7 separate regions of the Homo sapiens genome follow, and regions 2, 3, 4, 5, 6 and 7 are each linked to region 1. A link is a contact called in ENCODE Hi-C or POLR2A ChIA-PET data. All regions are on one chromosome and are shown on one strand. The core of a region is the stretch at or near the end of the contact, and the rest is flanking DNA. Distances in the headings are between cores, read along the strand shown.

Evidence for each region. A loop is a pair of places that touch in the nucleus more often than their neighbours do. ChIA-PET counts read pairs that join two places held with the same protein, here RNA polymerase II (POLR2A). Pooled maps may share reads with other maps.
Region 2: a map of B cell shows a loop between it and region 1 (8-fold over the local background). The contact joins the promoter of ZNF681 here to the promoter of ZNF100 in region 1. A Hi-C loop is called at or near these places in 1 of 168 maps with a recorded cell type or tissue (B cell) and 9 of 50 pooled maps. POLR2A ChIA-PET finds 5 or more read pairs at or near these places in 1 of 52 experiments (T-cell).
Region 3: a map of GM12878 shows a loop between it and region 1 (2.7-fold over the local background). The contact joins the promoter of ZNF675 here to the promoter of ZNF100 in region 1. A Hi-C loop is called at or near these places in 2 of 168 maps with a recorded cell type or tissue (CD4-positive, alpha-beta memory T cell and GM12878), 2 of 37 single-sample maps with no recorded cell type and 12 of 50 pooled maps. POLR2A ChIA-PET finds 5 or more read pairs at or near these places in 1 of 52 experiments (GM12878).
Region 4: a map of Calu3 shows a loop between it and region 1 (7-fold over the local background). The contact joins the promoter of ZNF93 here to the promoter of ZNF100 in region 1. A Hi-C loop is called at or near these places in 1 of 168 maps with a recorded cell type or tissue (Calu3), 2 of 37 single-sample maps with no recorded cell type and 8 of 50 pooled maps. POLR2A ChIA-PET finds 5 or more read pairs at or near these places in 1 of 52 experiments (AG04450).
Region 5: a loop to region 1 is called in a map of chondrocyte, with 5 times the contacts of the local background. The contact joins the promoter of ZNF91 here to the promoter of ZNF100 in region 1. A Hi-C loop is called at or near these places in 1 of 168 maps with a recorded cell type or tissue (chondrocyte), 1 of 37 single-sample maps with no recorded cell type and 8 of 50 pooled maps. POLR2A ChIA-PET finds 5 or more read pairs at or near these places in 2 of 52 experiments (CD4-positive, alpha-beta T cell and activated CD4-positive, alpha-beta T cell).
Region 6: a loop to region 1 is called in a map of CD4-positive, alpha-beta memory T cell, with 25 times the contacts of the local background. The contact joins the promoter of ZNF724 here to the promoter of ZNF100 in region 1. A Hi-C loop is called at or near these places in 2 of 168 maps with a recorded cell type or tissue (CD4-positive, alpha-beta memory T cell and ovary), 1 of 37 single-sample maps with no recorded cell type and 6 of 50 pooled maps. POLR2A ChIA-PET finds 5 or more read pairs at or near these places in 2 of 52 experiments (CD4-positive, alpha-beta T cell and activated CD4-positive, alpha-beta T cell).
Region 7: a map of posterior cingulate gyrus shows a loop between it and region 1 (4-fold over the local background). The contact joins the promoter of ZNF626 here to the promoter of ZNF100 in region 1. A Hi-C loop is called at or near these places in 1 of 168 maps with a recorded cell type or tissue (posterior cingulate gyrus), 1 of 37 single-sample maps with no recorded cell type and 13 of 50 pooled maps. POLR2A ChIA-PET finds 5 or more read pairs at or near these places in 2 of 52 experiments (CD4-positive, alpha-beta T cell and T-cell).

Annotation. Positions count from the first base shown.
Region 1 is chr19:21,765,805-21,769,374 of GRCh38, reverse strand. It overlaps ZNF100 (zinc finger protein 100), which reads left to right and starts at 1,796. Exons shown (of 5, transcript NM_173531.4): 1 at 1,796-1,948. The coding sequence starts at 1,946. RefSeq lists a silencer at 1,632-1,809.
Region 2 is chr19:23,757,054-23,760,623 of GRCh38, reverse strand. It overlaps ZNF681 (zinc finger protein 681), which reads left to right and starts at 1,733. Exons shown (of 4, transcript NM_138286.3): 1 at 1,733-1,877. The coding sequence starts at 1,875. It also overlaps a transcript of RPSA2 not described here. RefSeq lists an enhancer at 1,535-2,053.
Region 3 is chr19:23,685,502-23,689,071 of GRCh38, reverse strand. It overlaps ZNF675 (zinc finger protein 675), which reads left to right and starts at 1,860. Exons shown (of 4, transcript NM_138330.3): 1 at 1,860-2,041. The coding sequence starts at 2,039. RefSeq lists enhancers at 1,593-1,642, 1,933-2,322, 2,454-3,424.
Region 4 is chr19:19,899,378-19,902,947 of GRCh38, reverse strand. It overlaps ZNF93 (zinc finger protein 93), which reads right to left and starts at 2,002. Exons shown (of 4, transcript NM_031218.4): 1 at 1,857-2,002. The coding sequence starts at 1,859. RefSeq lists enhancers at 251-800, 1,349-1,898, 1,433-2,032.
Region 5 is chr19:23,393,502-23,397,071 of GRCh38, reverse strand. It overlaps ZNF91 (zinc finger protein 91), which reads left to right and starts at 1,601. Exons shown (of 4, transcript NM_003430.4): 1 at 1,601-1,747. The coding sequence starts at 1,718. RefSeq lists an enhancer at 1,331-2,199.
Region 6 is chr19:23,248,457-23,252,026 of GRCh38, reverse strand. ZNF724 (zinc finger protein 724) reads left to right here and starts at 1,633. Exons shown (of 4, transcript NM_001355404.2): 1 at 1,633-1,787. The coding sequence starts at 1,785. RefSeq lists a silencer at 1,533-1,592 and an enhancer at 1,723-2,012.
Region 7 is chr19:20,659,622-20,663,191 of GRCh38, reverse strand. ZNF626 (zinc finger protein 626) reads left to right here and starts at 1,621. Exons shown (of 4, transcript NM_001076675.3): 1 at 1,621-1,748. The coding sequence starts at 1,746. RefSeq lists a silencer at 1,427-1,496.

The sequences.
Region 1 (3,570 bases), core at 547-3,046:
ATATACCACATATGCAAAAAAGGTAGAATGATACTGATTGCAAAATGACATTTTTTCATCCCTCTTGTATCTTTGCCCATAACCAGGTGCTTTTACAGCTGTTTCCATCAAGATCTGGAATCTGTTTTCAAAGCCCTATATCTGGCTGACCTTATTTGCTCAGGTCAACAGAAACCTGTGAACATGACAGTGGGCCAGTTTGGGGCCCAGGCTCAAATGGTATTGACTGCTTCTCTTTTTCTTTTAGAATGCTGCCATCTCCATGAATAATGCCCATGTTAGCCAGCTGGAAAATAAGATACCATGAAGAGGAGAAGCAAGGTGCCCCTGTTGACAGACCCAGGAGCAGAAGCTCACCCCCAGATGCACAGCTGTCTAGTCAAAAAGCAGGTGATGATACATGTCTGAAGGAGCTCAGCTGAGACCAGAAGAATGGCCCCACTCAGCTCGGCCTAAATGGCCAACCATTTCAATTATAAACTAATAAGTTTTGGATGATTTGTTATGCCTCAATAGCTAACTAATACATGCACCCAGTACAGATAAGTTGCCAGGATTCAGTGACAGGTTGACTAAGAGTTGGCTTCTAACAGTGGACACCCTCTAGGTACTGATTTCTTCCCCTGATTTAAAGTTCGATGTTTTGTAAGAGAATTTTGGGTAATGCAGAAATACCTGTAGACATGTATGCGTGTGATTGGTGCTTAGACTCACATAGTCCCCCACACCACAGGAGAAAACAGATAAACACAGCCTGATTGTTAGGGCCAAGACCATATAGCAAACTATGTTTGTTTTTAATCTATTTTCTCCATCTCTAAATACTGGAGTTCAAGTGTGTGGACAGAACTGAAGACATAGTTGTTTTTTCTCCTGTGGCCCCATCATCCTTTGTTCACTATCTGGTCTCTAAAAGAAAGGTGGGCAACAGGTGGCCAGCAGTTGTTTATTACCTGTGGCTATTTTATTCCTACTGCCCTCAGCTCTTTCTATGGGAACTATCTGGTCCACCCTAGGAACCAAAGAGAGATGTTTGTAGGGAGAGTCTCTTCTTTCACTCTCGCAGGAAAGAGATGTTCAGGCCCTTCACACCGCTGACATCAGAGCTGCACTTCAATGTGACAGCTATTGTCCATGTGTGGCTACTGGGTTCCCACAATGTGCCTGGTCTGAAATGCGATATGCTAGAAAGGTAAAATACAAAGTCAGCTTCAAAGATTTAGTTCCAAATATTTATATATTTTATCAATAATTACATATTTCTCACACATTAAAATGATAATATTTTGAATATAATGGGTGAATTACATTGTTAACAATCAGTTCAACTTGTTTCTTTTTAAAGTTTGGCTACTAGAAAATTTCAAATCCACATGTGGCTGACATTCATTTTAGATGATTTTCTCTTTTCTAAAATCTCAGGCTGCCTGCTCAAAGGGCCAGAAGCCAGGAAGGTCATAAAAGCTGAAATTTTAAAATAATTGTTATATTCTTTTCACTTGTGTATAGCTATATAATGTATTATTTATTTATACATATGACCTTATACACAAATTTAAAGGCAAATACTCTCTGGGATGGGCCTAGCTCAGCTGAGGGAGGAAGCCCTGTCAGAAGAGGGGGCAGTCTAGGCTGTCACTCTTTCTTCATTGAACCCGCATCTGATCACATCTTCTGTCACTCAAAGCCTGACAGGGCGGGGATTTAAGCATTATCCAACCAGGGACGCTGGGCTGGAAACCGTCCAATCAGGCATGCAGCTGGAGCGGACTGGACGGCTTCCGGGTTTGGCGGGGTCTTTGTCTCTCGCTGTAGCCGGAGCTCCAGGTTTTGCTCTCACTTCTCTGTGTCTTCTGCTCCTAGGGGCCTAGCCTGTGTGGCCCTCTGACCTGCAGATATTGGGAGATCCACAGCTAAGACGCCAGGACCCCCTAGAAGCCTAGAAATGGTGAGAGTGCCCGGTCCGACATCCCGAGAGACGGCGAAAGGGCTGGTTGGAACTGGTGGGAAGTAGCTGTGGCGGGACTCAGGCCTCTCCGCAGTCAGCTTCACAATCTGCGCCTTGCCCAGCTCGGCCTCCGTCCCCTTCGGCCATAAGATGGCGGCTGCGCTGACAGCCAGGACCCCAGGCGTCCTTTCTCTTCCCTGCGTAGTGACTGTGCCTTGGCCTGGAGCCCTCTCTTGGCAGCTCTGCACCCGCAGCGCCGCGTCTCTCTCAGATTGTGCAGGGACCACGGGAGGGTCGTCAGGGGAAAATCCTGACTCGGGGTGCGGGTTCATGAATGGGAAGATCTTTGGTCCGTGGCTTTCCCAGTTCCTCTTTTCTCCTATTAAAAATGTATGGGAGTCACTGCACAAATATTAACGATTTTTTTGTTTGTTTGAGACGGAGTCGCTCTGTCGCCCAGGCTAGGGTTTAGTGGCGCGATCTCCCCTCACTGCAACCTCCGCCTCCCGGGTTCTGGAGATTCTCCTGGCTCAGCCTCCCGAGTAACTGGGATTACAGGCGCCTGTCACTGGGCCGGCCTTATTTTTTTGTATTTTTAGTTGGGACGGGGTTTCACCTCGTTGGCCAGGCTGGTCTTGAACTCCTGACCTCGTGATCCGCCCGCCTTGGCCTCCTAAAGTGCTGGGATTACAGGCGTGAGCCACCGCGCCTGGCCTAAAGAATTTAATCAAACAGTGATTCAAGAATCATAGAGTATCCAGCTATGGTTTGTAGTTTGTTGTCTATGGGAGAGGCTTGAAGGAAAGTCATTTATAAAATGTATGATGAAGAAAACTAAATTTAGTAATTGGTTACAGTAACGTAGTTTCTTGATTTGTACAATACAGGTGAAGATTTCCTGGTTGTGTAATCAGAGGTTAATTAACAGTTTATAGTTGTTTAAGCCTACATTTTCTCTGAATGTAGTAATTAAAAAAAAAATGCACCTGAGTTAGATTTTTTTTTTTTTTAAGTAGGAACCCAGGGACTAGAGACACCTCAGTGGAATTGCCTGTCTCTTAATTATTTTCACACTCCACGGGGAACTGATTTTCTGCTGCATTTTTCACCTGTGTCCCAAGCAGGTTGTTAAGTCTAACCCCCGTCCCCCATTTCTCCAGCCTCACTCTGGCTTGCAGTAAGATACTAAATTTCCAATTTCTTCTGGCGTTCCCAAATGTCAACTTTTCCTTCCTAATTCACATTATCACCTATTTGTCCTTTAGTGTACTTGTTTATACCATATTTTAATTAATTGTTTTTGACAAAGCATTAAATGGCGCTTTTAAGAAGATGTGTTATCCGCTTGTAAATATTTCCCACGAAAAGGAAACAAAGACTAATCCTCTGACACTGTATTGTAGAAAATCTCTGTGTCTCTTTTCCTTTTACCTTCTCTAGGCACAGAGATTTATCAGAATGTTTTTGGGTCAAGGTTTTGATTTGGAAAAATCTATGGGGTGATGTGTCCTCAGCCACCCTTTAGTTTTTTCCTGGTCCTGGGTTTCAGTACTATCTGTGGATAAACCGAGATATCCGCCATGGTTCTGTCAGCTAAAGTGCCTAGTGAATGTCAGCTTCTG
Region 2 (3,570 bases), core at 484-2,983, 2.0 Mb before region 1:
AAAAGTGAAAGACTATGGTGGGGAATGTGATAAAAGGTGAGTGTGGCTGCTACAGCTCGGTGAGATTTGGTTTCCATCTTAAGGAACTGCCCTCCCACACTGAAACCACAACCCAGCACATGCCAATTCTCACACTATTTATACTTTGCACAAAGACAGCAGAAGGAGGTCAACATCATCGTTCATGACATGGAAGTCTATTCCCCACTGAGACATTTTAAAAATGTTATTGTCTTAAGCCCTCTTCCTTCTAATAAAGCCTATACAAATACACCCATACAAGCCTGAAACTACTCAAAATTAAAAATCAGGCTTTTGAAATCCCATAAATAAGAAAACACAAAAACAGCCACTTTGAGGAGAGAGTGGAATGGAGGGGGTTAGGGGGCTCGCTTCACCTCCTGGCCCCATGTGGAGATAGGGATGGAGTCAAGGGAGACCCTGGGAAGTCATTTGTTCTGACTGGGTTTTCCCCCAGCTCCACACTTTGTTAACCATTTCCTGGGAAGAGCTTAGGAACCTCCTGTGCTCTAGTGAGTTAGGGCCTCCCCTCACAGGGTATTGGCAAGGAGAAATTCTGAGACTCTGTGACTGAGAAGCTAGCACAGTGCTTGACAAGTACCTATGGGAACTGTCGTCCTCTGTAACTATCATGTAGCCTTGGAGTGTTGAGATGGCCTGGCCTGGCCTGAGGCTTGGCAAAGCTGTTTGAGGGTCAGCTGCTTTAGGCTCCCACTTTCTCCTCAATCAAAGTGGCTGCTTTTGTGTCTGTTTATTTATGGTTTTAAAAACCTGATATATAGGCCGGGCGCGGTGGCTCACACCTGTAACCCCAGCACTTTGGGAGGCTGAGGCGGGCCAATCACGAGGTCAGGAGTTCAAGACCAGCCTGGCCAACATAGTGAAACCCCGTCTCTACTAAAAATGCAAAAATTAGCCGGGCATGGTGGCACGCACCTGTAGTCCCAGCTCCTCGGGAGGCTGAGGCAAGAGAATCACTTGAACCCAGGAGGCAGAGGTTGTTGTGATCTGAGATTGTGCCACTGCACTCCATCCTGGGCAACAGAGCGAGACTCCGTCTCAAAAAAAAAAAAAAAAAAACCTGATATATAAATAGAAAGTGCAGCTGGAGGTGCCGAGGCTCAGTGTCTAGGGCTGTGCTTCATGGGCTTCCTTGCTGGCATGTGGCCAGGTGAACTCTGGGTGTAAGGTGGCTCCTACCCTGGATCTACAATCCCCACCACCTCTCCCAGGCCTGAGTAACCAACACAACGCAGTGCTAAAGAGCGCGTGAGTGACGGGCATCAAGCCCATCCAGGAAGATTTGAATGCCATCTGGGCTGGGGGCTGTCGGGGTAGGGACTATGGCTGCCAGAAACCAGGACGGTCATAAAAGATGAAATATTAAAATAATTGTTATTATATATATTTTTATTTTTGAATAGCTATCTAGTATATTATTTGAAATGCATGTGACCTTACACAGAAGGTTAAAGGCAAATACCCTGTTGGGTGGGCCTGGCTTAGCTCAGGGAGGGAGCCCTGTCTGAAAACGCTGCAACTTACGTTGTTAGTCTTCATTCAGCAGAGCATCTGATCACATCTTCTGTCACTCAGGACCTGAGGGGTGGGGTTTTAATCATTATCCAGTCAGGGACGCTGGGCTGGGAACTGTCCAATCAGGCATGCAGCTGGAGCAGACAGGGCGGCTTCCGGGATTGGCGGGGCCTTTGTCTCTCCCTTCAGCCCGAGCTCCGGGTCTCGTCTTCACTGCTCTGTGTCCTCTTCTTCTAGAGGCCCAGCCTCTATGGCCCTCTGACCTGCAGGTATTGGCGATCCATAGCTAAGACGCCAGGTCCCCCGGAAACCTAGAAATGGTGAGAATGTCGGGTCCGACATCCCGAGAGAGGGGAAGGGGCTGTGGCGGGACTCAGACCTCGCCGCAGTCAGCTCCACAATTTGCGCCCTGAGTTCTCCTCGCCCAGGCGGCCTCAGTCCACTTGGACCATAAGATGGCGGCTGCGCTGACAGCCAGCCCCCCGGGCGTCCTTTCTCCTCCCTGCTCAGTGACTGTGTCCTGGCCTGCAGCTCTCTCTGGGTGGCTCTGCATCCGCAGCGCCGGGTCTCTCCCAGATTGTGCAGGGACCACGGGAGGGTCGTCAGGGGCGAATCCTGACGGGTGCCGGGTTCATGAATGGGAAGAGCTTTGGTCCGTGGCGTTCCTAGTCTCTCTTTCCTTTCATTAAAAATGTATGAGAGTCAAAAGGCCTGGCGCGGTGGCTCGCGCGTGTAATTCCAGCACTTTGGGAGGCCGAGACAGCCTCCCGAGTAGGTGTAATTACAGACATTTGCCACCACGCCCGGCTAAATTGTTTTCTTTTCATATGGCCATTAGAAAAATAGATGAAGCAGTCATGGTCCCTACAATCCAGGAGCTTTTAGTCTAGCAACTGGATAAATGGTTAAATTAAGCATCATATAATTGGTACAATAAATAGATGTGTGCAGAAAATTTGGGCTCTATTTGTGCCACTTTATATAATTGTGACTTGCGATGTCATCACCTGAAGGGATATTTATAGACAGAAGAATTATTTCTATTTCCATTTCTTTTACCTTGTTAATACATATTTATCTTTTAATAAAATTACCCTAGAAAACCTTTATAAATGTGTTCAAATTGCTTATTAGTATATGTCATATAATTGATAGGGCAGGGTCTAAGAAAGATTAAAATTATACAAACTCTGAGATTTAAGGATTTTTTTTTTAAGGTAAGTTTAGGAAAAACAGAACTGGAAATACCCCAGTGGCATAGAGAACAGAATTCTATATAGAGTCCACTCCCTGCCCCAGTTCTGCTCAGGTTCACCTTTTTGGAGGCCTTATTTAGGTCTGGCCCTACCCTTAAGTCTTGCCTCATAGAACTGATTTTTGGAGATCGGAGTTTTGGCTGGTGAATTCTGCTGCTAGGGCTGGTGCTTACAATTCCTGAAACACAAAAGCAGATAAATTAAAAAAATAAAGTATATATTTTATGGTTATAATTTTTTATTAAAACTAGTGCTTGCATTCTATCTAGCAACTTGTTTTCTATTCTTACAGATCTAGTAGTTGCTCTACAAGTCACAAACAAGTAAACAGACACAATATAAATTTCTCTAAAATACATTAAATTCTTTCCGCATTCCTCTCTGTCTATATTTAGCTTTTATTGTGTATACTTTTTAAAAAAAATCAATGACAGAGAAACAGAAGAAATAAAAATGCCGGGCTTTTCATCTAAATCCTGGGAATTATTAAACAGTACCAGCTCCCAGGGTGTTATAAAAATTAAATTACATAATGTGTTATCCCAGGCACAGTGCCCTGTAACATAATTTTTTTTCTTTTTCTTTTTGTTGTATCTCAGCACTTTTAGCTTGTATAACTTTTATAAGCCAGGTGAGGTGGCTCACACCTGTAATCCCAGCATTTTGGGAGGCTCAGGTAAGTGGATCACGAGGTGAGGAGTTTGAGACCAGCCTGGCAAAGAGACCAGCCTGGCCAACATGGTGAAAGCCCATCTCT
Region 3 (3,570 bases), core at 611-3,110, 1.9 Mb before region 1:
TGTGAACTCATGGAGAACCTAGACAGCCAACAGCCACTTGCTCATTCCTGAGTTTGGAAGGGCCCTTCTGAATTGTGAGATGATGTACCCAAGGTTAAAGGTCCTGAAGTGTTCCCGAAGGACATGTTGACTCTCATACTTGGGCCAGGAATATGTCACAATATTTTCTGAGGGCAGGGACCAGACAGGAGTGTCACATCACCTAAATAGGAATATGTTACAACCTTCTCCTGACAGCAGGACACAGGCAGCAGAGTCACATCACCTGGGTGCTGAGCCCAGCAATAGGTAACAATGCTTTCTGTGGCTCAAGGCCCAGGCAGGAGAGACACATCACCTGCTACCTAGGCTTAATGATAAGTCACAATTTTTCCTGTGGGCAGAGTGCAGGGAAAAATGGACAGTTGCATCTCTTAGGTGATTGATGCAGAGATATGTCACAAGGCCCTCTGTAAAAAAGGCTCAGGCAAGGGCCTCCCATTTTATATATGTTGGGCCTAGTAATATGTTCTATTGTGCAAAATATTCTGGGCCTGGGTAAAAGAAGAGAGCCACATAACCTGAATGCAGAACTTAGCAATATGTCATGATGCACCCTGTGGGTAGCGCCAATGCAAGAAAAAAGACTCACATTACCTTTATTCTTGACTTAAAGTCTTATGTCTTGTAAGAGAATATTGAATAATGCAAAAATACATGTAGACATGTCTGCGTGTGATTGGTGCTTATACTCACACAGTTCACCACACCACAGGAGAAAACAGATAACCACAGGCTGACCGTTAGGGCCAAGGCCAAATAGCAAAATAAGTTTGCCTTTAATCTATTTTCTCCATATCTAAACATTGGAGGTTAAGACTGTGGACAGATCTGAAGATACAGAGTTTTCTTGTTTTGTGGCTTCATCATTCTTTGTTCACTGTCTGATGTTTGGAATTAAGGTGAGCAACAGGTGGGCAGCAGTAGTTAATAAAATAACCAGAGGTAACCACAGGTCGACCTGTGGTTATTTTATTCTATCTGTCCTCTGTTCTTTCTATGGTCACTAACTGTTTTTTCCTTGGAATTGAAGAGAGATGTTGGTAGAGAGAGGCTGTCCCCTCACCTCTGGCAAAAAAGGGATGTTCAGGCTCTTCTTCACCCCCCTGACATCAGAGCTGCATTTTAATGTGGCAGCTATTGGCCACGTGTGGCTACTGGGTGCCTGGAATGTGGCTGGTCTGAATTGCAATGTGTTAGGTAAAATAGAGTTATTTTCAAAGATTTAGTTCCATATATGTGTGTGTGTGTGTGTGTGTGTGTGTGTGTGTGTATACACATATATACATATATATGTGTATTTCATCAATAATTTCATATTGCTCTCATACTAAAATGATAGTACTTTGGATATATTGGGTTAGATTGTTACAATCAATTCCACTTGTTTTTTTCTTTTTAAAGTTTGACTACTAGAAAATTTAAAATTCACATGTGGCTCACATTTTATTTGAGGATTGCCTCTTTTTAAAATTCTCAGGCTGCCTACTCAAAGGACCAGAAGCCAGGAAGGTCATAAAGTCTGAAATTCTAAAATAATTATTATTATATTATTTTTCTTTGTGAGTAGCCATATATCATTTATAAATGTATATGACCTTATACACAAGGTTAAATACAAATACCCTATGGGATGGGCCTGGCTCAGCTAAAAGAGGAAGCCCCGGCTGAAAAGGCTGCAGCGCAGGCTATCAGTCTTCACTCAGCCCAGTGTCTGATCACATCTTCTGTCACTCAGGGCCTGAAGGGTCAGGACCTTAAACGTTGTCCAATCAGGCACGCTGGGCTGGGAACCGTCCAATCAGGCACGCAGCTGGAGCAGACAAGATGGCTTCCGGGATTTGGCGGCGCCTTTGTCTCTCGCTGCAGCCGGAGCTCCAGGTCTCGCTTTCATTGCTCTGTGTCCTCTGCTCCTAGAGGTCCAGCCTCTGTGGGCCTGTGACCTGCAGAAATTGAGAGATCCACAGCTAAGACTCCAGGACCCCCTGGAAGCCTAGAAATGGTGAGAGTTACGGGTGCGACATCCCGAGAGGGGGAAGGGGCTGGTTGGAACCCGTGGGAAATGGCTATGGCGGGACTCAGGCCTCCCCGCAGTCAGCTCCACAATCTGCACCCCGAGTTCTCCTTCCCCAGCTCGGCTCAGTCCCCTGCAGCCATAAGATGGCGGCGCGCTGACAGCCAGCCCCGGGGCATCCCGTCTCTTCTCTGCCTAGTGACTGTGCCCTGGCCTGTAGCCCTCTCTGGGCAGCTCTGTACCCGCAGCGCCGCATTTCTCTCAGATTGTGCAGGGACCACAGGAGGGCCGTCACCGGAGAATCCTGACTCAGGGTGCGGGTTCATTAATGGGAAGAGTTTTGGTCCGTGGGGTTCCCAGTTCCTGTTTTCTCCTATTAAAATTTTATGGGAGGGCCGGGCGCGGTGGCTCAGGTCAGTAATACCAGCACTTTGGGAGACCGAGGTGGGTGGATCACCTGAGGTCAGGAGTTCAAGACCAGCCTGACCAACATGGTGAAACCCCGTTTCTACTAAAAATACAAAATTAGCCGGGCGTGGTGGCACATGCCTGTAATCCCAGATACTCAGAAGGCTGAGGCAGGAGAACCGCTTGAACCCGGGAGGTGGCGGTTGCAGTGAGCCGAGATGACGCCATTGCACTCCAGCCTGGTTAACAAGACCGAAACTCCGTCTTAAAAAATATATAAATAAATAAGTTAAATAAATAAATAAATTATGGGGATCACCACAAAAATATTGGAGAATTTAATCAAAGAGTGATTCAAAAATTGTGGAGCATTCAGCTGTGGTTTGGAGCTTGTGACTTTATGAGAGCAGCTTGAAGGAAAGACTTTTAAAGGTACATGATGAAGAAAACCAAATTAAATAATTGGTTAGGTACAGTTCATAGTTACTTGACTTGTACAATTAAGGTGGACATTTCCTGGTTATGTAATCAGAGGTTAATTGGCAGTTTATGATTGGTTAAGCCTAAATTTTTGTTTCCCTCAATTCAGTAATTTGCAAAAAAATGCATTTGAGTTAGAGTTTTTAAAAAATAGGAACCCAGGGACTAGAGTAACCTCCGTCTAATTGCCTGCTACTTAGTTATTTTCACACTCCACAGGAGACTGATTTTCCCCTGCATTTTTCACAGTTCTCTCAAGCTGGGTCTCAAGCCTACCCCTCATCCCATTCCTCCAGACTAACTATGACTTGCAGTAAAATACTAAATTTCCAGTTTCTTCTCACATTCTCAAATGCCAGCTTCCCCTTTCTAATTCACATTATCAACTATTTGTCTTTTATTGTACACTTTAGATACTGTATTTTAACTAAGCATTTTTTGACATTGAATGGCACTTAAAAAAATCGTTTTCTGTTTGAAAATATTTTTTATGAGAAGAAAAAGAAGAACAATTCCCTGATACTGTATTGTAAAAAATCTTTTCGCCTCATTTTTAAAAATCTTCTCTAGGCACAGAGATAGTATCAGAATATTTTTGGGTCAAGGTTTCCCTTTGGAAACTTTATGGG
Region 4 (3,570 bases), core at 753-3,252, 1.9 Mb after region 1:
CTCACACGGTGAAACCCCGTCTCTATTAAAAAAATTTTTTTTAATTAGCCGGGCGTGGTGGTGGGTGCCTGTAGTCCCAGCTACTCGGGAGGCTCAGGCAGGAGAATGGCGTGAACCCGGGAGGCGGAGCTTGCAGTGAGTCGAGATCGCACCACTGCACTCCAGCCTGGGCGACAGAGCGAGACTCCATCTCAAAAAAAAAAAAAAAAGATCCTCCCAGTTTCCTTTCATCTTAACCTTAACTGCATCTGCTTGTGGGGCCCCAGCTTTCTGGGGCTCTGTACCTTCTCTCAGAATAACGCCTCCTTCCATGGCTCCGGTGAATAGGCTGGGACATCTGCAGGGGAGGCTCCCCAGAAAAAGCTAAATAGGACTTTATAAACTCCTGTTGGCTGGGCCCTGTGGCTCATGCCTGTAATCCCAGCACTTCAGGAGGCCAAGGCAGGCAGATCACCAGAGGCCGGGAGCTCGAGACCAGCCTGACCAACATGGAGAAAACCCGTCTCTACTAAAAACACAAAATCAGCCAAGCATGATGGTGCATGCCTGTAATCCCAGCTACTTGAGAGGCTGAGGCAGGAGAATCGCTTGAACCCAGGAGGTGGAGATTTCAGTGAGCCATGATTGCGCCACTGTACTCCACCTGGGCAACAAGAGCAAAACGCAAAACTCTGTCCAAAAAAAAAACCTTCTGTTTTAGGCTTAATATTAGCCTTAGCTTGGAGTCACTAGGCTCAAGCTTTGTCATGTCAGAGTTATTCACTTGGTTTTTGAAACTCAGTGTTTGAAAAATCCGTGAAATTACTCAAACACAGTATTTACATAAGGGAAGGAAATTTTAAGATGTCTATTTTTTTTTTAAGACGGAGTCTCACTTTGTCACCAAGGCTGGAGTACAATGGCAAGCTCTCGGCTCACTGCACCTCGCCTCCCAGGTTCAAGCAATTCTCGTGCGTCAGCCTCCCAAGTAGCTGGGATTACAGACGCCTGCCACCAATCCCGGCTAATTTTTGTATTTTTAGTAGAGACGGGGTTTCACTATGTTGGCCAGGCTGGCCTAGAACTCCTGACCTTGTGATCCACCCGCCACGGCCTCACAAAGTGCTGGGATTACAGGCATCAGCCACCGCGCTGGGCCAGGAAGGGGATTTAACCCTAACGCAGTTCCGGTTTTTGTGTCCTTCCCATATTGGCTGAGGTCCCACCGCACAATCTAAGCTGATCCTGGTTGGGCTAGACACAAACTTTTTCCATATAGGGTAAACGCGCGATGTTTTGAGAAAAGGAGAATGGGGAAAAAGAAGGGGTAGGGTTGATTTACAATTTTTACAACTTATGACCAGGAAGTTGAGTCTCTGAAGAGGAACTTAGCTGCCCTAACAACTCCTCAAGTGATCCGCCCGCCTCGGCCTCCCAAACTGCTGCGATTACAGGAGTGAGCCACCTTGCCCAGCCCCATAAATTTTTAATAGGAGAAAAGAGAAACTGTGAACCCAACCCACTAAAGCTCTTCCCATTCGTGAACCCGCACTCCGAGTCAGGATTCTCCCCTGACGACTCTCCCGTGGTCTCTGCACAATCTGGGAGAGAAGCGGCTCTGCGGGTGCGCAGCTGCCCAGCGAGGGCTCCAAGCCAGGGCACAGTCACCGCACAGTGAAGAGACAGGACGCCTGGGGGCTGCGCTATAAGCGCAGCCGCCATCTTATGGCTGAAGGGAACCGAGGCCGAGCTGGGCAAGAACTCCGGCGCAGATTGTGGAGCTGACTAAGGGGATACCTGAGTCCCGCCACCGTCACTTTCCACCGGTTCCAACCAGCCCCTCCCCGTCGCTTGGGATGTCGGACCGGCACTCTCACCATTTCTAGGCTTCCAGGGGTCCTGGTGTCTTAGCTGTGGATCTCCCAATACCTGCAGGTCACAGGGCCACAGAGGCTGGGCCTGTAGGAGCACAGGACACAGAGTAGTGAAGAGGAGACCTGGAGCTCCGGCTGCACCGAGAGACAAAGGACCCGCCAAACCAGAAGCCGCCCTGTTCGGTCCGGCTGCTTGCCTGATTGGACGTTTCCAGCCCAGCGTCCCTGATTGGATAATTCTTAAGGTCCCGCCCCCTCAGGACCTGAGTGACAGAAGATGTGATCACATGCTGGGCTGAGTGAAGAAGAGTAACAGCCTAAGCTGCAGCCTTTTCAGCCAGGGCTTCCTCTCTGAGCTGAGCCACGTCCACCCCAGAGCATGGGAACATTCTCTTTTTTACTCTCTCTTTTTGAATGTATTGAAAAGGTGAACAGAAGTATTTCGTTGTCATATTAATAATACCGTTGGAAGTAAAGTGTTTGGTGTCGCAAAGTGAAACCAGTACTCAGGCAAAAGTTTTTTTAGTAAGGCAATTTACTTCTGCAAAAGGTTTTTGTTTGCATTAATCACGATCGCAAGAGCACCCTGAACAAAGGAGGGAAGGGGTTTTTATTTTTAACGTAAAGTCTCTTCCTCTGTGTTACTCCCCCATGGGCTAGGGTCGGACCCCACAATCTAAACTGACCCGATTGGCTATTTGTAAATATTTTTCCAAATAAGGAAGGGAAGGGGCATGTATAAGTCACAGTGGTGGGACGTGTGGTTTTGAAGGGTGGGAAGGCTGCAGAGTGAGTAATCAAGGGAACAGATGTGAATTATTGATTAGAGCTGTTGGGAAGGAAGGTTGTTACAGTAACTAGGGGCAAGGAGGCATGGAGAACAAGCAAGTTGAGTTTGAGAACAAAGAACAAGAAAGTTAAGACTAAACCTTTGAAGAGGAATTTTATTGTATTTTACAATTTCCCCCTTTTAATTTTTATAATTAAAAAAAAACCTTTTTTTTTGAGATGGAGTTTTTGCTCTTGCTGCCTAGGCTGGAGTGCAATGGCACGATTTTGGCTCACTACAACATTTGCCTCCCAGGTTCAAGCAATTCTCCTGCCTCAGCCTCCCGAGTAGCTGGGAGTACAGGCATGTGCCACCACGACCAGCTAATTTTGTGTCTTTAGTATAGATGGGGCTTCTTCATATTGGTCAGGCTGGTCTCTAACTTCTGACCTCGGGTGATCCGCCCGCATCAGCCTCTCAAAGTGCTGGGATTACAGGCGTGAGCCACTGCGACCACACGCTTTTTAAAACTTTTTAAACATACCTTTACTTTGTTGTTTGACTTGATCTTTTAAAAGGAAAAGTTTATCTGAATAAGGTGGAGGAGAACTAAGGGAGGTTTTCGTAAGTGTCGTTTTTATAAGTCTTTGTACTAGCCCACAGATGCATGGTATGACACAACACCCAACAAGAATTAGTACACCTATTACAACTATAAGAGAAGTAAGAATTGAGGCTATGACTTTTTTTCGTTTACTGAACCACCTCTCTAGCCATTCTGAAAACGTGTTATTGACCCCAGAATTTTTAGCTAATTCATTGGATAAAGTGGTAAGTTCGTGTAAGGCCCTTCTTATGTTCCTATTGGGGGCAGTATTGTTTGGGATGAAGGTACAACATTTGAGTTTTAATCATAACACAAACTCCACCTTTTTCAGCTAATATTAT
Region 5 (3,570 bases), core at 352-2,851, 1.6 Mb before region 1:
GGCAGATCATTTTGAGCTTAGGAGATCGAGACCAGCCTGAGCAACATGGCAAATTCCAGTCACTACTTCAAATAAGGAAATAAACCGGGCATGATCGCGCACGCCTGTAATCCCAGCTACTCCAGAAGCTGAGGCTGGAGAATCGCTTGAATCTGGGAGGTGGAGGTTGCAGTGAGCTGAAATCATGCCACTGCACTTCAGCCTGGGTGACAGAACAAGCTTCTCTCTTGGAAATTAAAAGAAAATAGAGAGAGTATAAACAAAAGCAAAATATGCTTTTGATGAAGAAAGTTAGAAACATTTGTCTGCTTTGAAATTACTTAAAGGTTCCTTCAAATTGAAAAAGTAAAAATAATGTAGATTAAAATGAAATATAAAAAGTTAAACAATGGACCGGCATCATGGCTTACCCATGTAATCCCACTACTTTGGGAGGCTAAGGCAGGTGGATCACCTGAGGCCAGGAGTTCGAGACCAGCCTGGCCAACATGGTGAAACCGCATCTCTACTAAAAATACAAAAAATTAGTCAGGTGTGGTGGTGCACCTGTCATCCCAGCTACTCCAGAGGCTGAGGGAGGAGAATCCCTTGGACCTGAAAGGCAGAGGTTGCAGTGAGCCGAGATCGTGCCGCTGGACTTCAGCCTGGGCCACAGAGCAAGACTCAGTCTCAAAAAAAAAAAATTAAAAAATTATAAGAGATCATAAAATATGTATAAAAATCTAGAGAGGTCAAAAAAATTTTAATGTATTTTTATTTTTATTTTTTGCTGGGGTGCAGTGGCATGATCTCAACTCACTACAACCTCCGCCTCCCGGGTTCAGGCGATTCTCCTGCCTCAGCCTCCGGAGTAGCTGGGATTACAGACGTGTGCCACCATGCTCAGCTAATTTTTATATTTTATTTTTCATTTTTTTGAAATGGAATTTCACTCTTATTGTTCAGTCTGGAATGTATTGGCGCGATCTAGGCTTACTGCAACCTTGGCCTCCCGGGTTCTAGCAATTCTCCTGCCTCAGCCTCCCGAGTAGTTGGGATTACAGGCACGCACCACCATGCTCAATAATTTTGTATTTTTAGTAGAGATGGGGTTTCACCATGTTAGCCAGACTGGTCTCGGACTCCTGACCTCAGGAGATCCACCTGCCTCGGCCTCCCAAAGTGTTGGGATTACAGGTGTGAGCCACGGCGCCCGGCTGAGAGACTTACAATGTTTTATCAAATTAGCTTTATTATTGATAATACACAATAAAGTAAAAGTTGATTTTCTCTGGAACAAAAATTTTATGTATTATTAATATACATCAAATATTTTTGTTCACATTTTGAATACATTGAAAGAGAGCAAAGAAGAGAGAGGATTTTCCCATGCTCTGAGGTGGGCCTGGCTGAGCTGAGGAAGCCCTGCCTGAAAAGGCTGCAGCCTACGCTGTCACTCTTTCTTCATTCAGCCCAGTGTCTGATCACATCTTCTGTCACTCAGGGCCTGAGAAGGCGGGGCCTTAAACGTTATCTAATCAGGGACGCTGGGCTGGGAACTGTCCAATCAGGCACAAAGCTGGAGCGGACAGGGCGGCTTCCGGGATGTGGCTGGGCCTTTGTCTCTCGCTGCCGCCGGAGTTTCCAGGTCTCGACTTCACTGCTCTGTGTCCTCTGCTCCAGGAGGCCCAGCCTGTGTGGCCCTGTGACCTGCAGGTATTGGAGAGCCACAGCTAAGATGCCAGGAACCCCTGGAAGCCTAGAAATGGTGAGACTGCCAGGTGCGACGTCCCGAGAGAGGGAACGGGGCTCGTTGAAACCGGTGGGATGCGGCTGTGGCGAGCCTCAGGCCTTCCTTCAGTCAGCTCCACAATCCGTGCCCGGGTTCTCCTTGCCCAGCTCGGCCTCAGTCCCCTTCAGCGATAAGATGGCGGCTGCGTTGACAGGCGGGCTCCGGGCGTCCTGTCTCTTCCCTGCCCAGTGACTGTGTCCTGGCCTGGAGCCCTCTCTGGGCAGCTCTGCTCCCGCAGCGCCGCGTCTCTCCCAGATTGTGCAGGGATCACGGGAGGGTCGTCAGGGGAGAATCCTGACTGGAGGTGCTGGCTCATGAATAGGAAGCACTTTAGTCCGTGGGGTTCCCAGGGCCTCTTTTTTTCTATTAAAAATTTATGGGCGTCACCGCGAAAAGATTAAATAATTTAATCAAAGAGTGATTCAAACATTGTAGAGCACCCAGCTATGGTTTGTAATTTGTGGTCTATGAAAGGCCTTGAAGGAGATATTTTTATAAGGTTCATGGTAAAGAAAACCAAATTCAGTAATTTGCTAGGTACAGTTATGTAGGTTTTGTTTTGTTTTGTTTTTTGAAAAGGAGTTTTGCTCTCTCGCGCGGGCTGGAGTGCAGTGGCGTGATCTCGGCTCACCGCAACCTCTGCCTTCCGGGTTCAAGCGATTCTCCTGCCTCAGCCCTAGTAGCTGGGATTACAGGCGCCTGCCACCACACCAGGCCAATTTTTTTATTTTTCGGAGAGACGGGGTTTCACCTTGTTGGCCAGGCTGGTCTGGAACTCCTGACCTTAGGTGATCCACCCACCTTGGCCTCCGAAAGTGCTGGAATTACAGGCGTGAACCACCGCACCTGGCCTAGTTTCTTAATTTTTACAATCTAGGTGGAAATATCCTTCTTATGTAATCAGAGCTTAATTGGCAGTTTATAGTTGCTTAAGCCTAAATTTTGCTTCTGCCAATGTAGTAATTTACCAAAAAATGCTCTTGAGTTTAGATTTTTATTTTTAGAAGTAGAAATCCGAGGACTAGAGCCACCTCAATCTAATTGCCTGCCACTTAATTTTTCTCACACTCAAAAGGGGACGATTTTTCCCTGAATTTTTTACATGTGTCTCAAGCAGGGCCTCAAGTCCACCCCTCATCCCCTGTTCCTCCAGCCTAACTCTGGCTTGCAGTAAAATACTAAATTTCCAGTTTCGTCTGACATTCCCAAATGCCAATTTCCCCTCCCTAATTCACTTTATCAACTATTTGTCCTGTAGTGTACATTTTGATACCGATTTTAATCATTTTTATTTTTAATTTTTGAGACAGAGCCTTGCTCTGTCACCCAGGCTGGAGTGCAGTGACGCACTAGGCTCACTACAACCTCCGCCTACTGGGCTCAAATGATTCTCCTCTCTCAGTCTCCCAAGTAGCTGGACTTACAGGTGCCCACGACCACGTCTGGCTAATTTTTGTATTTTTAGTACAGACAGGGTTTCACTATGTTGGCCAGGCTGGTCTCGAACTCCTGGCCTCAGCTGGTCTGCCCACTTCGGCCTCCCAAAGAGCTGGGATTACAGACGTGAGCCACCGCATCTGGCCAATTAATTTTTTTTTTGACAAAGCATTTGATGGCACATTTAAAAAGATTTGTTTTTTTTGGTAAATACTCCCTGTGAGAAGAAAGCAAAGAATAATCTCCTGACACTGTATGGTAAAATATCTCTGTGCGTTTTTTTCGTCTATTTTCCCTAGACGCAGCTATCTTACCAGAATGTTTTTGGGTCAGGTTTTCCTTTTGGAAACTGTATAGGGTGA
Region 6 (3,570 bases), core at 384-2,883, 1.5 Mb before region 1:
GTAATCCCAGCACTTTGGGAGGCTGAGGCGGGTGGATCATGAGGTCGGTAGTTCAAGACCAGCCTGGCCAAGATGGAGAAATTCTGTCTCTACTAAAAATACAAAAATTAGCTCGGCGTGGTGGTGGGCGCCTGTAATGTCAGCTACTCAGGAGACTGAGGCAGGGAATTGCTTGAACCCAAGAGGTGGAAGTTGCAGTGAGCCAAGATCGTGCCACTGCACTCCAGCCTGGGTGACAGAGCAAGTCTGTCTCAAAAAAAAAAAAAAAAGGCCGGGCGTGGTGGGTCACGTCTGTAATTCCAGCACTTTGGGAGGTGGGAGCCGGCAGATCACCGGAAGTCGGGAGTTCAAGACCAGCCTGACCAACATGGAGAAACCCTGTCTCTAATAAAAATACAAAAGATTAGCTGGGTGTGGTGGCACGTGCCTGTAATCCCAGCTACTTGGGAGGCTGAGGTAGGAGAATTGCTTGGACCTGGGAGGTGGAGGTTGTGGTGAGCCGCGATCCTGCCATTGCACTTCACTGCACTCCAGCCTGGGCAATAAGAGTGAAAGTCTGTCTCAAAAAAGACTGGACAGATATGAAGACATAGAGTTTACTTCTCCTGTCACCCCATCACTTGTTGTTCACTGTTTAATCTGGAAGGAAGGTGGTCAACAGGTGGCCAGCAGTGGTCTATGTGTGGTTATTTTATTCTTGCTGCCTTCTGCTCTTTTATGGCCACTATCTGTTCCACCCTGGGAACTGAAGAGATGTTGGTAGGAAGAGGCTTTCCCCCACCTCTGATGTCCAGGCCCTTCACTCAGCTGACATCGCAGCTGCACTTCAATATGGCAGCTATTGGCCACGTGTGGCTCCTGGGTGCCTGGAATGTCGCTGGTCTAAACTGCGATGTGCTGGAATGGTAAAATACAGAGTGAGTTTCAAAGATTTAGTGATATATATATATATATATATATATATATATATATATATGTATATATATATACACACACACATATATATACATATATACACACATACATATATACATATATACACACATATATACATATATACATACATATACATGTATATACATATATAATTATTGCTCACATATTAAACTGATAATATTTTGGATATATTGGGTAAGTTAAATTGTTACAATCAACTCCACCTTTTTCTTGTTTCTTTTTAAAGTTGGCTACTAGAAAATTCAAAATTCACATGTGGCTTATATTTTATTTCAGAGGATTGCCTTTTTAAAAAAGTCTCAGGCTGCTTGCTCAAATGCCAGAAGCCAGGAAGATCATAAAAACTGAAATTTTAAAATTATTGTTATTATATATTTTTCATTTGTGAATAGCCGTATAGTATGTTATTTATAAATACATGAAACCTCATACACGAGGTCAAATGCAAATACCCTCCGGGGTGGGCTAAGCTCAGGGAGGAAGCCCTGCCTGAAAACGCTGCAGCTTAGGCTGTCACTCTTTCTTCATTCAGTCCAGCGTTTGGTCAGGTCTTCTGTCACTTAAGGCCTGAAGGGGCTGGGCCTTAGACGTTTTCCAATCAGGGACCCTGAGCTGGGGACCGTCCAATCAGGCACGCAACTGGAGCGGACAGGGCGGCTTCCGGGATTTGGCGGGGCCTTTGTCTCTCGCTGCAGCTGGAGCGCTTGGTCTCGTCTTCCCTGCTTTGTGTCCCCTGCTCTTAGAGGCCCAGCCTCTGTGGCCCTCTGACCTGCAAGCATTGGGAGATCCACAGCTAAGACGCCAGGGCCTCCCCTGGAAGCCTAGAAATGGTGAGAGTGGCGGCTCCGACATCCGGAGAGAGAGGGAGGGGCTGGTTGAAACCTGTGGGAAGTGGCTGTGGCGGACTCGGGCCTCCCCGCAGTCATCTCCACAAACTGCGCCCTGAGTTCTCCTTGCCCAGCTGGGCCTCAGTCCCCTTCAGCCATAAGATGGCGGCTTCGCTGACAGCCGGCCCCCGGGCGTCTTGTCTCTTCCCCGCCCAGTGACTGTGCCCTGACCTGGAGCCCTCTCTGGGCAGCTCTGCTCCCGCAGCGCAGCGTCTCTCCCAGATTGTGCAGGGACCAAGGGAGGGTAGTCAGGGGAGAATCCTGACTCGGGGAGCGGGTTCATGAATGGGAAGGGCTTTAGTCCGCTGCGTTTCCAGTTCATCTTTCCCCCTATTAAAAATTTATGGCAGGCCGGGCGCTTTGGTTCACGCCTGTAATCCCAGCACTTCGAGAGGCCGAGGCGGGCGGATCACCCGAGGCCAGGAGTTCGAGACCAGCCTGGCCAACATGGCGAAACCCCATCTCTACTAAAAATATAAAAATTAGTCTGGCACAGTGGCCTGCGCCTATAATGCTAGCACTTTGGGAGGCCGAGGTGGGCGGATTACGAGGTCAGGAGTTCGAGACCAGCCTGACCAACATGGTGAAACCCCCGTTTCTACTAGAAATACAAAAAATTAGCCGGGCGTGGTGGCGCGGTCCTGTAATCCCAGCTACTCAGGAGGCTGACGCAGAAAAATCGCTTGAACCCGGGAGGCGGAGGTTGCAGTGAGGCGAGCTGACGCCATTTGCTGTCCAGCTTGGGTGACAGAGCTTGACTCTGTCTCAAAAAAAAAAAGCCGGGCATAGTGGCGCATGCTTGTAATCCCAGCCACTCGGGAGGCTGAGGCGGGACAATCGCTTGAACCTGGGAGGAGGTTGCAGTGAGCCAAGATCGCGCCACTGCACTCCAGCCTGGGCGACAGAGTAAGAAGACTCTGTCTAGAAAAAAAAAAAAAAAAGGCAGTCTCTGCAAAAATATTAAATAATTTAATCAAAGAGTGGTTCAAAAATTTTAGAGCACCCCTATGGGTTGTAGTTTTTGGTTTATAAGAGGGGCTTGAAGGACTTTGATAAGGTGCATGATGCAAAAATCCCAAATTCAATAATTGGTTAGGTACAGTTATATTCTTTCTGTCTTCCTGTCTTTGTTTGTTTGTTTCTCTCCTCTTTTCTTCTTCTTAGTTTTTTTTGTTTGTTTGTTTGTTTTGTTTTTTTGAGACGGAGTCCTGCACTGACGCCCAAGCTGGAGTGCAGTGGCACGATCTGCAACCTCCACCTCCCGGGTTCAAGTGATTCTCCTGCCTCAGCCTCCCAAGTAGCTGGAATTACAGGCGCCCACCACCATGCCCGGCTAATTTTTGTATTTTTAGTAGAGACAGAGTTTCAGTATGTTGGCCAGGCTGGTCTCGACCTTTTGACCTCAGGTGATCCACCGGCCTCAGCCTCCCTAAGTGGTAGGATTACAGGCATGAGTCAGTGCTCCCTGCCTCAGTTTCTTATTTTCCACCTTGAACGTACAAATTTCCTGGTTGTGTAATTGGAGCTTAATTGACAGTTTATAGTCGGTTAAGCCTGAATTTTGTTTCCTCTAATGTAGTAATTTACAAAAAAAAAAAAAATGCATTTGAGTTAGATTTTTTTTCAAAGCAAGAATCCAGGGCCTAGATTTCCACCTCAGACTAATTGCCTGGCACTTAACTATTTTCACACTCCACAGAGGACTGATTTTCCCCGCATTTTTTAC
Region 7 (3,570 bases), core at 372-2,871, 1.1 Mb after region 1:
ACACATGAGGGGAGAAGAAAAGACACGCACACAATACCTTTAAGGGTAAACAAGCTTTATCCCAGGTAAATGGCAATGCATATATAATAAGCAAATTGATATAATAAGAGCATTGCAATGGGAAGGGGAGAAGAGAAAAAATATATATCTTTACACTCACCAGACTATGGAGGATTCATCAGCAGACCAGGAAGCAACAGCCTGGGCTCCAGAGTCGGCCACCCATCCCTGTACAGACAAGGAGAGGTCTTTGGAGCTTTGGTGCAGTCTGGGATCCTAGCTCTTTTTGTAACAAGTTGTTTGGCATGAGGCCCAGTTGCAACTGGGCTCTTTGCAACTGGGCTCAAGGAACACAAAAAAGTCAACTTGTTTTTTTTGCGATTGGCTATTGTTTTTCAATAACTAACGTATAGGAATAGATTAAAATAGAGATTTCTCCAAAACAATCTGTGCCCAGTTCTCTTTGCCCAGCTTGGCCTCAGTCCCATTCAGCCAGAAGATGGCAGCTGCGCTGACAGCCAGGCCCCCAGAAGTCCTGCCTCTTCACTGCGCTGTGACTGTGCCCTGGCCTGGAGCCCACTTTGGGCAGCTCTGCACCTGCAGCATGGCGTCTCTCCCAGATTGTGCAGGGACCAGGGGAAGGTCGGCAGGTGAATGCCTCAAGGGGCTCACATAACCTGTTCCAGGACTTGGTGACCATTGTTTGTGTCCATGTTCAACTGAGTTCAAATTTAATATTTAACTTTTCCTCCACAAATTCCCCTGTCTTGATGAATCATCTCTGTCTAGGCAAGATGAAGCCCTTAGGCCGTTACACAACCTCCGCCTCCTGGGTTCAAGCGATTCCCCTGCTTCAGCCGCCGTAGCACCTGGGACTACAGGTGTGTACCACCACACCTGGCTAATTTTTTGTGTTTTTACTAGAGATGAGATTCAACATGTTGGCCAGGCTGGTCTTGAACTCCTGACCTGAAGTGATCCACCCACTTTGGCCTCCCAAAGTGCTTGGATTACAAGCGTGCACCAGCGGACTGGCCCTAAATGATTTCTTTGTCTCTTGTAACAGTTTGAAATTACTTAAAGGTTGTTTCAAATTGAAAAAATAAAAAGAATGTAGATAAAAATAAAATATAAAAAGTTAAAAAATTACATTAGATTACAAAATATGTATGTAAATCTCGAGAGGTCAAAAATGACAAATTTGATTTTTTATAAGGTTTTATCAAAATTACCTTTAGTATTGATAATACATTATTGCCAAAGTAAAAGTTGATTTTCTCTTGAACAAAAATTTTATGTATTATTAATATGAGAGCAAAATACTTCTGTTCACCTTTTGAATACATTCAAAAAGAGAGAGAGTAAAGAAAAGATAGAATTCTCCCATGCTCTGGGGTGGGCCTGGCTCAGCTCAGGAAGGAAGCCCTGCCTGAAAAGGCTGCAGCTTAGGCTGTCACTCTTTCTTCACTCAGCTCAGCGTCTGATCACATCTACTGTCACTCAGGGCCTCAGGGGGCGGGGCCTTAAGCATTATCCAATCAGGGATGGTGGGCTGGAAACCATCCAATCAGGAACGCAGCTGGAGCGAAGAGGACGGTTTCCGGGTTTGGTGCGGCCTTTGTCTCTCGCTGCAGTCAGAGCTCCAGGTCTGGTTCTTCTCCTAAAGGCCCAGGCTGTGTGGCCCCGTGTCCTGCAGGTATTGGGAGATCCACAGCTAAGACACCGGGACCTCCTGGAAGCCAAAAATGGTGAGAGTGAGGGTCCGACATCCCGAGAGAGGAGAGGGACTGGTTGGAACCGGTGAAAAGTGGCTGTGGCGGGACTCAGGCCTCCCCGCAGTCAGCTCCACAGTCTGCTCCCCCAGTTCTCCTTGCTCAGCTCGGCCTCAGTCCTGTTCAGCCATAAAATGGCAGCTGCGCTGACAGCCGGCACCCGGGCGTCTTGTCTCTTCACTGCGCGGTGACTACCCTGGCCTGGAGCCCTCTCTGGGCAGCTCTGCACCCGCAGCGTGGCGTCTCTCCCAGATTGTGCAGGGACCAGGGGAGGGTGGGCAGGGGAGAATCCTGACTCGGGGTGCGGGTTCATGAATGGGAAGAGCTTTGTTCCTTTGGGTTTACAGTTTCTCTTTTCTCCTATTAAAAATGTATGGGGCCGGACGCTGTGGCTCACGCCTGTAATCCCAACGTTTTGGGAGGCCGAGGCGGGCGGATCACTTGAGGTAAAGAGGTGTTAGGACAACTAAGTTCCTTTTAAATGACTCAACTTTCTGGTCATAAGTTGTAAAAGTTGTAAATCAACCCTACCTCTTCTTCTACCCCCTTTTCCTTTTCTCGCAAATCGCGCATTTACTTTATTTGGAAAAAGTTTGGGTCTAAGCTTACCAGGATCAGCTTAGATTGTGCGGTCTGATCCCAGCCAATAGGGGATGGAAACAAAAACAGGAACTGCATTAGGGTTCAAAACCCCTTTCTTGCTGGGCGCGGTGGCTCAAGCCTGTAATCCCAGCACTTCGGAGGCCGAGGCAGGTGGATCACGTGGTCAGGAGTTCTAGACCAGCCTGGCCAACGTGGTGAAACCCGTCTCTACTAAAAATACGAAAACTATCGGCGTGTTGGCACGTGCCTGTAGTACCAGCCACTTGGGAGGCTGAGGCACGAGAATTGCTTGAACCCGGGAGGCGGAAGTTGCAGTGAGCTGAGATCCAATCATCGCGCTCCAGCCTGCGTGACAAAGCGAGACTCCGGCTCAAAAAAAAGAAAAAAAAAGTAAGCATCTTAAAAATTCCTTTATGTAAACATTGTGAGTAATTTCACTGGAGTTTCTAACACTTAGTTTCAAAAACCAAGTGAATAACTGATGTGGACATTAAAGCTTGAACCTAGTGACTCCAAGCTAAGGCTAATATTAAGCCTGCAACAGGGTATTTTTTTTTTTTTTTTTTTTTTTTTAGACACAGTGTCGCTTGTGGTGCCCAGGCTGGAATGTAATGGCGTGATCTCGGCTTACTGGGTTCAAGCGATTCTCCTACCTCAGCCCCACCAGTAGCTGGGATTACAGGCATGCACCATCACGCCCGGCTAATTTTGGTGTTTAGTAGAGACGGGTTTTCTCCATGTTTGTCAGGCTGGTCTTGAACTCTCTGCCTCAGACCCGCTTCGGCCTCCCAAAGTGCTGGCATTATCGGTGTGAGCCACCGCACCCGGCCAACAGGAGGTTATTAAAGGCCCTGTTATTTTTTTCTGGGGAGTCTCCCTTGCGGATATCTCAAGACTGCTCACCCCAGCCACGGAAGGAGCCTTCATTCTGAAAGAAGCTACAAAGCCTTGGAAAGCTGGGGCCCCACAGGCAGATGCAGTCAAGATTAAGATGAAAGGAAACTGGGAGGGTCTTACTGGTAATGAAGTTGTTATGGTTTTGAGGCACTTTTTACGCTTTCTAAAATAAGAATATTAGATTTATGTAAAAAAAAAATGAATTCCTAAGAAGTATTGCAACAGGAAGAAGTACCAGCTAACTAAAAAATCTTCATGGGTTGCAAAAATGTAGGCAGAAAAGGGCTTTTCTCCTACA